Linked DNA regions of Homo sapiens: region 1 is linked to region 2. Evidence: read pairs that join two places in POLR2A ChIA-PET (ENCODE). Cell type or tissue: OCI-LY7. All regions are shown on one strand.

Region 1 (5,000 bases), 82 kb after region 2:
GGAACTACAGGCGCGAGCTGCCACACCCGGCCGGTTTCCCTGTGAAGGGCAAGTGAGTGCTGGCTGCCCCACTGCGTGGCGTGGCGTGGCGTGGCGTGGCTCCGTGGCACGGCCACCACCCTGTCTATGGGAGACTCCAGTTGTGTCCAGGGAGAAGGACGGAAAAGGTGACTCCATGCATGCCCACTGCAGGGAGGGCCTGAGATTAGGTAAATGGCGTGGCTTGTGTCCCCTTAAATTTAAATTCTTAGGCTGGAGTCCTAACCCCTAGTGCCTCAGAATGTGACCTTATATGGGCCGGGCACGGTGACTCATGCCTGTAATCCCAGCAGTCTGGGAGGCCGAGGGGGGTGGATCACCTGAGGTCAGGAGTTTGAGACCAGCCTGACCAACATGGTGAAACCCCGTCTCTACTAAAAATACAAAAATTAGCCAGGCATAGTGGCAGGCACCTGTAATCCCAGCTACTCGGGAAGCTGAGGCAGGAGAAGTGCTTGAACCCGGGAGACAGAGTTGCAGTGAGCAGAGATAGTGCCACTGCATTCCAGCCTGGGCAACAGAGCAAGACTCCATCTTGGAAAAAAAATAAAGAATGTGACCTTATGTGGAAACAGGGGCTTTTTAACATTTTTTTTGAGACAGAGTCTTGCTCTGTTGCCCAGGCTGGAATGCAGTGGTGCAATCTCGGCTCACTGCAACTTCTGCCTCCTGGGTTCAAGCAATTCTACTTTCTCAGCCTCTGGAGTAGCTGGGATTACAGGTACACGTCACCACGCTGAGCTTTTTTTTTTTTTCCTTGTATTTGTAGTAGAGACAGGGTTTCACCATGTTGATCAGGCTGGTCTCGAACTCCTGACCTCAGAAGATCTACCCACCTTGGCCTCCCAAAATGCTGGGAATACAGGTGTGAGCCACCGCACCCGGCTGAAATAGGGTCTTTATAGAAGTTATCAAGTTAAAATGTGGTGAGTAGGATGTGCCCTGATCCAATATGACTGATGTCAGTATAGAAAGGCGAGTTTGGACACAGATGCACAGGGAGGGCCGCAGGCAGAAATCAGGGTGGCACATCTGTAAGCCTGGGAGCCAAGCGGATGCTCTCCAAGGCCCTTGGGAGGAAGCAGCCCTGCCCAAGCCTAGGTGCTATGTCTGACCTCCAGACTGCTAGGCAGTGAGCTTCTGTTTTTTTTGTTTTTTTTTTTTAATGAGATGCAGTCTTGCTCTGTCGCCCAGGCTGGAGTGCAGTGGCACAATCTCGGCTCACTGCAAGTTCTGCCTCCCCAGGTTCACGCCATTCTCCTGTCTCAGCCTCCCAAGTAGCTGGGACTACAGGCGCCCGCTACCACACCTGGCTAATTTTTGTATTTTTAGTAGAGACGGGGTTTCACTGCGTTAGCCAGGATGGTCTCGATCTCCTGACCTCGTGATCCGCTCGCCTCGGCCTCCCAAAGTGCTGGGATTACAGGCGTGAGCTCCCGCGCCCCGCGGTGTTGTTGTTTTAAGATGGAGTCTCACTGTCACCCAGGCTGGAGTGCAATGGCTCAATCTCGGCTCATTGCAACCCGCGCCTCACCGGCTGAAGCGATTCTCCTGCCCCAGCCTCCCGAGTAGCTGGGATTACAGGCGCCCACCACCACGCCTGGCTAATTTTTGTATTTTTAGTAGAGACGGGGTTTCACCATGTTGGTCAGGCTGGTCTCAAACTCCTGACCTCAAGTGATCCGCCCACCTCGGCCTCCCAAAGTCAGTTTCTGTTGTTTTAAACCCCTCACTTTGTGGTCCTTTGCATGGCAGCGCCAGCAAGCTAATAAGTAAAGCAGGGAGAAGCCAGGAAATGGAAGAAAATCAGCATTAGGATCTGTCATTCTGAGTCTCTACTTGAACAGAGCTGAAAAAAGACGCAAGGAGCTGTCTGTGGGATGACCCCTGACAGGCAGAAACAGGCTTTCAGTTTTGCTTCCTGTCTGTCCACACTGTTTGCATTTTCTACCACATTTTTGTAATACCACATTTTCTACCACAATTTCATAATGTTTTGAAGTAAGAACAGTATCACAGCCACTAACCTTAACTAGACCCTGGTCCCCGAGGCCACGGGGTTATCCCTAAACCTCCCGTCCCCTGCAGCCCCTGCTCCTGATTCATAGAGCCAGCGTTAGAGGGGCCCAAGCTGAGGTCCCGAGGCTGCTGCTCTGGGACTGACTGACTGGTGGGTTAGAACTCTCTCCCTCCCCAACACCCCTCCCTGTAGGCCCCTTCCAAGGGGCTCTTTTTTTTTTTTTTTTTTTTTTTTTTTGAGACAGGGTTTCACTCTGTCACCCAGGCTGGAGTGCAATGGCGCAGTCATAGCTCACTGCAGCCTCCACCTCCTGGGCTCCAGTGATCCTCCTGCCTCCGCCTGCACAGGGCCACACCCCAGTGACATTTGAGCAGCTCTGTTCTGAAGGGAGACACACACCTGTTTGGGGGGCCGGAGGGCTGGGGGCATTGGGGTATTGGTGCAAACTTGTGCAGAGATTTATCTGCTCTGTGCATGGAGAGAGCCTAGAAGCAGTGAGACCTCGGGAGCGGTGAGACCTCGGGGGCGGCGAGACATCGGGGGCGGCGTGACCTCGGGGGCGGCGAGACCTCGGGGGCGGCGGGACCTCGGGGGCGGCGGGACCTCGGGGGCAGCGAGACCTCGGGAGCAGTGTGCAGACCAGAGCTCAGATTCTGGTCCCAAAGCCCATCTTCCCTAAAAGGAACCAGGGTTCTGCTAGGGACTGAATGTGTCCTCCCCAAAATTTGTGTGTTGAAACCCTGGCCCCTAGGCCAGGCACATGGCTCACGCCTGTAATCCCAGCACTTTGGGAGGCCGAGGTGAGTGGATCACCTGAGGTTGGGAGTTCCAGACCAGCCAGACCAAAATGGGGAAACCCTGTCTCTACTAAAAATGCAAAATTAGCCGGGCGTGGTGGCACATGCCTGTAATCCCAGCTACTCGGGAGGCTAAGGCAGGAGAATCGCTTGAACCTGGGAGGCAAAGTTTCCGGTGAGCCGAGATCACTCCATTGCACTCCAGCCTGGGTGACAAAGCGAGACTCTGTCTCAAAAAAAAAAAAAAAAACAAAACAAAACCCTGTCTCCTGCAAGGTGATGGTGTTAAGAAGTGGGGTTGGCTGGGCGCGGTGGCTCAAGCCTGTAATCCCAGCACCTTGGGAGGCCGAGGCAGGCGGATCACAAGGTCAGGAGATCGAGACCATCCTGGCTAACATGGTGAAACCCCATCTCTACTAAAAATACAAAAAATTAGCCGGGCGTGGTGTCAGGCGCCTGTAGTCCCAGCTACTCAGGAGGCTGAGGCAGGAGAATGGCATGAACCCAGGAGGCGGAGCTTGCAGTGAGCCAAGATTGCGCCACTGCACTCCAGCCTGGTGACAGATCGAGACTCAAAAAAAAAAAAAAAAAAAAGAAGCGGGGTCTTTTGGAGGTGGGTAGGTCATGAAGGTGACACCCTCGAGATGACCAGAATCAGCGCCCTCATAAAAGGGACCCCGGAGAGCTCCCTCGCTCCTCCTGCCAGGTGAGGAGTCAAGGGAAGTCCACAACCCAGAAGAGCCCTCGCCAGAACCCAGCCATGCTGGCGTCCCGACCTCGGACTTCGAGCCTCCAGAGCTGTGAGGCATGAATGCCACCCGTCCAGGGTCCTTTGCACAGCAGTCCTGGTCGGACTGAGACAGGCTCCTTGGAGAGAGGCTGATTCCAGGTGTGGGGCAGGGAAGGCAGGGACGCACTCAAAACACATCAGGAGCTGGTTACGAAGACACAGAAGCCGTGCTGGAGGGGCGCCTGCTGGAGGGGCACCGCTGGCTGGACCTCAGGCCATCTGAGCATAAGACAACAGTGGATTGTGCGTTATGAATGGTTAACGTGATAAATGTTACATAGATTTTACCACCATCAAAAAATTTTAAAAGAGCCAGATGCAGTGGCTCACCCCTGTAATCCCAACACTCTGGGAGGCTGAAGTGGGAGAATCCCTTGAGCTCAGGAGTTGAAGACCAGCCTGGGCAATATAGCAAGACCCTATCTATACAAAAATAAAAATAAAAATTAGTCGTGTGTGGTGGCACATGCCTGTAAGGAGGCTGAGGCAGGAGGATCACTTGAGCCCAGGAGTTGGAGGCTGCAGTGAGCTATGATTGCACCACCACACTCCAGCCTGGGTGACAGAGCAAGACCCTGTCTCAAAATAAGTAATTAAAAGATGACAGTAATGCATGTTAACACATTAATTTTTTTAAACCTGCAAGTCTGTACTGATAGACTTTTTAAAGTGGAGGGGCCCTTGGTGAGAGAGAAATGCCAGCCAGTAGATGCAGAAATGGAATAGAGGCAGGAAATGGCCATTTTGCAGCTGCTGGCCCTGGGTGACGGGGGTCGGGGGGCGCGGCCACGCAGCACCCAGATTGCGTTCCCACATCTAAGGGAGGGAGAACTGGGCCTCAACCAGGCGGCCACATTCAGCATCACCTGCTGAGGGACAGATGGACACCTGGAGGTGACCGACACAGCGTGTCCCAGTGCTGCTCCGGCCAAAAATGTCCAACCTGCATCCAGCCAGGAGGAAATGAAGACACATCCAGAGCTCAGCCTGGGCCTGCGGAGCCTGTCCCCCTGGAAGGGCAAGAACGCCAAGGCTGGGGACGGCTCAGAGGGGCCCCGGGGAAGGCAGCAAGACACAAGGAGTGCCTCGTGGTTGGATCCTGGATTTTTATTTCCTTTTTTTGTTTGTTTGTTTGAGACAGAGTCTCACTCTGTCGCTGAGGCTGGAATGCAGTGGCACAACCTCAGCTCACCGCAACCTCCACCTCCCAGGTTCAAGCGATTCTCCTGCCTCAGCCTCCCGAGTAGCTGGGATTACAGGCATGTGCCACCACACCCGGCTAATTTTGTATTTTCAGTAGAGACAGGGTTTCTCCATATTGGTCAGCCTGGTCTTGAACTCCCAACCTCAAGTG
Region 2 (5,000 bases):
CAGAACAGAGAAAGATGGCTCTGTGACGTCACTCCCTTGTAGTTTCAGGACCACGTCAAGACTTGTGGCAAGTGTCGAGTCCCTTGCAGATTCCACGCCATCGGCTGCCTCGAGACGGTGAGTCGGGGGGTCTGAGGTTGGGGGCCACCCCTCATCCTGGGTGTGGTCTTCACTGCCTCCAGCCCAGTGCTTCCTGGTTTCCTTCCAGCTGCTCCTCAGCCACCTCTGCAGCACTGCCTCCTCCTGCCCCGGCTGTCCGAGTGTTCCCAGCTTGGTCTCTGGGCTGGCAGCCCTGTCCACTCCCTCCTGGTGGCATTGTAGTGCCTGGCTTTGACTGCCACCTGTCTCTGAGGATGCCCAGTGTGTGTGCCCACCTGTCGCCTTGAGCCTCCCTGGGTGTTGAGTGCACGTCTCAGATGTACCCGGCCGGCTCGCCACGACCACTCCTTGGCCGCTGTCTCCCTGCCCCCATCTCACACAGAAAAGGGCAGCACTCTAACCCAGCGGCTGTCGCTGAGCCCTCCGCCACCAGCAGGCACTCGGGCCCCTCCTCTCGCCTCATGCTTCACGTTCGGGCTGACAGAGGTCTCGTCTACCCTCAAATGGTCCCCCCAGCCGTCACTGCCCTGTCCACATCATCCTCATCTCTCACTGGGACCCAGGCTCAGGCGCTTATGGGACCCCCGTTCTTTTCCGTTCTGGCCTGTTCACAGATGGAAATCGATCACAGCTCTTCCTCATGGCTTCTCATTCAGAGTGGCCTGCTCCTGTGATCTTTCCCTCCCCTCAGCTATCTCCTCTGCCCTGCTCGCTGGCCTGAGCTTCCTTGGGCATGCCCACTTGTGCCCACCCCAGGCACTTGGGCACTGGCACAATGGCCAGGCGCCTGGGTCTCTCCAGGTGGACCCCCCTGCTCCACCCCTGCAGACTCTGCCCCTCTGTCGCCAGCACCTCGTGTCTTTGTCTCTTGTCCGTCTTGCCCTGTACAACAGGAGCCCCTTGAGGTCAGGACCCTCGAGGAGTACTGGGCCCAGAGGTGGTCCCCAGCTGAGGTGTGTGCCTGATGGATGGAGAGGGGCAGGCCGTGGGTGCAGACCCTCCCCTGGCCAGCTCACTGGGCGGGCACCTTCCTTGCTTGAAGACAGGGATGTCTTGACGGCATTTGTGGTAGAGTCAGTTGCTGACTTGATTCTATGTGGCCTTAGGTATTGTGTTTTTTTCCTAATGGTGAAAAGGAGCGTGGCTGCTTCCATTTTCTTTGTCTGCGTTGGATAGTCTTCTGCTGTCCGTGTTCTTGTCTGTTTCCTGCTCTGACGTGGCATCTGCCATCTCTAGGAAGCCCAGGCTTCCCGTGCGGGAGGTTGCGTAGTGACCACCCGGGCCTCAGTGGTGCTTGCTGCCGCCACCGTGCTCCTTGTTTCTGGGCCTCTTGGTGTTGAGAAATGAGAGAGAACACAGCGTGAGTCTGTGGCGATGCTCGCTTCCCGTTTGCACAAAGGATCTCCCCGTGCTGGCACACCCACCCCAGGCTCAGCCAGGGCCTGCTTTTTCCACGCCGCGCACAGCATGGTCCCAACAGCAGCACTCTCTGAGAAAATGCAGGGCGAGCTCTCGTCCAGCTGTTTGTGTCTTGAGTGCCCTTCTGCTCTCTGGGTGGTCATGCCTCTAGCTGGGTACACATGTAGGTCCATTTGTTTCTTTTACTGTAATTTTTTTAGAGTGTTTTGTTTATATATATATATATATATATATATATATATTTATTTAATTAATTAATTTATTTATTTTTGAGGTTGAGTCTTGCTTTGTCGCCCAGGCTGGAGTGCAGTGGCATGATCTCAGCTCACTGCAACCTCTGCCTCCCGGGTTCAAACAATTCTTGTGCCTCAGCCTCCCAAGTAGGTGATAAAAGGCCCAAGTAGCTGTGATCACAGCTGTGTGCCACCACACCCGGCTAATTTTTGTATTTTTAGTAGAGATGAGGTTTCACCATGTTGCCCAGGCTGGTCTCGAACTTCTGACCTCAAGTGATCCTCCTGCCTCAGCCTCCTAAAGTGCTGGGATTACAGGCATGACCGCGCCTGGCCTCATTTTCAAATTTTGTTGTGGAAATTTGAAAATAATTTAATTGCAAAGTCAAGTCTATAAAATGAGGTATGTTTAAGGAGGCCTAGCTTCCAGCCCTGTGTTTTCACCTTCCCCTGTGGGTGGCTTTTTATTTCTTATTTTATTTTGTTTTATTTCATTTTATTTTTGAGACAGAGTCTTGCTCTGTCACCCAGGCTGGAGTGCAGTGGCGCCATCTCGGCTCACTGCAGCCTCCACCTCCTGGGTTCAAGTACTCTCCTGCCTCAGCCTTCCGGGAAGCTGGGATTACAAGCACACACCACCAGGCCCAGCTAATTTTTGTATTTTTAGTAGAGATAGGGTTTTGCCATGTTGACCAGGCTAGTCTCAAACTCCTGACCTCAGGTGATCCGCCCACTTCAGCCTCCCAAAGTACTGGGATTACAGGTGTGAGCCACTGCACCTGGCCTATTTTAATATTTATTTATTTATTTATTTATTTATTTATTTTCGAAACAGAGTCTCGCTCTGTTGGCCAGGCTGGAAGTGCAGTGGCACCATCTCAGCTCACTACAGCCTCCCTCTCCTGGGTTCAAACTATTCTCATGCCTCAGTCTCCCGAGTAGCTGGAATTACAGACATGTGCCACCATGCCCAGCTAATTTTTGTAGCTTTACTAGAGACAGGGTTTCACCATGTTGCCCAGGCTTCTCTGGAACTTGTGGGTGGCTTTTTTTTTTTTTTTTTTTTGAGACAGAGTTTCGCTCTTGTTGCCCAGACTAGAGTACAGTGGCGCGATCTCGGCTCACCACAACCTCCACCTCCCGGGTTCAAACAGTTCTGCCTCAGCCTCCCAAGTAGCTGGGATTACAGGCGTGCACCACCACGCCCTGCTAATTTTGTATTTTTAGTAGAGACAGGGTTTCTCCATGTTGGTCAGGCTAGTCTCGAACTCCCGACCTCAGGTGATCCTCCCACCTTGGCCTCCCAAAGTGCTGGGATTACAGGCGGGAGCCACCATGCCCAGTCATGAGTAGCTTTTTTAAAATGGTGTGTTGCTTTTATTTTTCTTTTCTCTTCCTTTCTGTCCCTCCCCCTCCTTCTTTCCCTCCCCTTCTTCCCTTCATCCCTTCATCTCGTCCTGTCCCGTCCCTTTTTTCTTTTCTTCCAAACAGGGTTTTGCTGTGTCAGCCAGGCAGGGATGCAGTGGTATGATCTCGGCTCACTGCAGCGTCAACCTCCTGGGCTCAAGTGATCCTCCCACCTCAGCCTCCTGAGTAGCTGGAACCACTGGCACACACCACCATGCCCAGCTAATTTTTAAAAATTTTTTGTAGACGTGGGGTTTTGCCATGTTGCCCCAGCTAGTCTCCAACTCCTGGGCCCAAATGATCCTCCCGCTTTGGCCTTCTGAAGTGCTGGAATCACAGTTGCTAGCTACTGTGCCTGGCTGCAACTAAGTTCTATAGCTTCACGTTCTTTAAACACACCTGACTTTCAGTCTGTCATACACAAGAAGGATCAGCCATGACCAGGCCACCCAGGCATCCCTATCTATGACCCTGGCCTGTCTCCTCAGCTCAGCTGAGGCCCACGTCTTGGTGGCCGTCCCCGGGTGGGAGCCGAATGGTGGATGGAGCCAGCAGCCTCCCTGCCCTGTGTCCGCAGGTAGAGGGTGAGAAACAGCAGGAGCACGAGGTGCAGTGGCTGCGGGAGCACCTGGCCATGCTACTGAGCTCGGTGCTGGAGGCAAAGCCCCTCTTGGGAGACCAGAGCCACGCGGGGTCAGAGCTCCTGCAGAGGTGCGAGAGCCTGGAGAAGAAGACGGCCACTTTTGAGAACATTGTCTGCGTCCTGAACCGGGAGGTGGAGAGGGTGGCCATGACTGCCGAGGCCTGCAGCCGGCAGCACCGGCTGGACCAAGACAAGATTGAAGCCCTGAGTAGCAAGGTTTGTGCCTGCCGGGTGGCCAGCCATGAGGAGGACAGTGTAAAGGGGGATAGTGTTCGTGCCCCAGCAGGTTCTAGCAGGTCCTGGAGCTTTAGAGCCCGGACAATGTAGAACTCCATCTGCAAACCCCAGTCCAGTGTGGTTTAGGGGAGGCTCTGGCCCCCTTCATTTCTGAGTCCTGTCATCTAAGGGGCCCAAACCCTGGAAGGTCCTAGAGGCCAGGCCGTGGGCAGGAGCCTCTTCTCTCTGATGGGAGGGCAGAGTCAGCCATGGATGGGGATGTGCATGGCCTGGTGTGGCTTCTGAGCACGCTTGCTGGCCCGGAGCTTCTGTGTGGACTTGGAGCCACCACCTCTTGGCGAGGGTGGGGTTGGGTTCTTGTGTGCAGGGAGTGGACATGAGAAACATGGAGCCCAGGGGTGCCCAAGAGCACTGTCCTGCTGGAGATCGGTGGGTGTGGGAGGCAGGGGCTCGTGCCCGCACCCCTCCTGTAAGAGGGAAGGTGGTCTTGGCACCCGGCAGGTGCAGCAGCTGGAGAGGAGCATTGGCCTCAAGGACCTGGCGATGGCTGACTTGGAGCAGAAGGTCTTGGAGATGGAGGCATCCACCTACGATGGGGTCTTCATCTGGAAGATCTCAGACTTCGCCAGGAAGCGCCAGGAAGCTGTGGCTGGCCGCATACCCGCCATCTTCTCCCCAGGTGTGGTTCTAGGACCCCCACCTCACTGCAGCTGCTGTTTACTTGGCACCTGGGTCCCCTCACCCCTGTGACCACATAGGATGGCTCCCAAGGGTGGGGCTGGGATACGACCCCCAGTGATACCGGGAGCAGCTACACCTCCCTGAGTGGCAAGTGGGGTAGCTGAATATGGGCTGGCCGGTGGGTGCCCTCGGGCAGGGGTCGGGGTAGGGGGGTTGGGCCGGCTGCCCTCCTGCCGTGCCAGCCCTCGAGGTGTGCCCCTCGTCACCCACAGCCTGGTCCT

What was found. Peaks named below come from ENCODE experiments on the same cell type or tissue, not always from the same donor. Only the 100,000 strongest peaks of a DNase experiment are listed, where the experiment ranks them.
Region 1: POLR2A ChIA-PET joins it to region 2 with 14 read pairs; 7 of 35 experiments call an interaction of 5 or more read pairs at or near these places.

Annotation. Positions count from the first base shown.
Region 1 is chr9:136,998,406-137,003,405 of GRCh38, forward strand. No RefSeq gene overlaps it. Among named protein-coding and RNA genes, the nearest start is that of CLIC3, 4.3 kb to the left of the region's middle. RefSeq lists an enhancer at 1,761-1,880. In OCI-LY7, no CTCF peak of the experiment used is centred here; a DNase peak (open chromatin) is centred at 1,936; H3K4me3 peaks cover 519 bases.
Region 2 is chr9:136,916,499-136,921,498 of GRCh38, forward strand. It overlaps TRAF2 (TNF receptor associated factor 2), which reads left to right. Exons shown (of 11, transcript NM_021138.4): 7 at 43-117; 8 at 3,736-4,017; 9 at 4,540-4,717. Among named protein-coding and RNA genes, the nearest start is that of FBXW5, 26 kb to the right of the region's middle. In OCI-LY7, no CTCF peak of the experiment used is centred here; no DNase peak of the experiment used is centred here.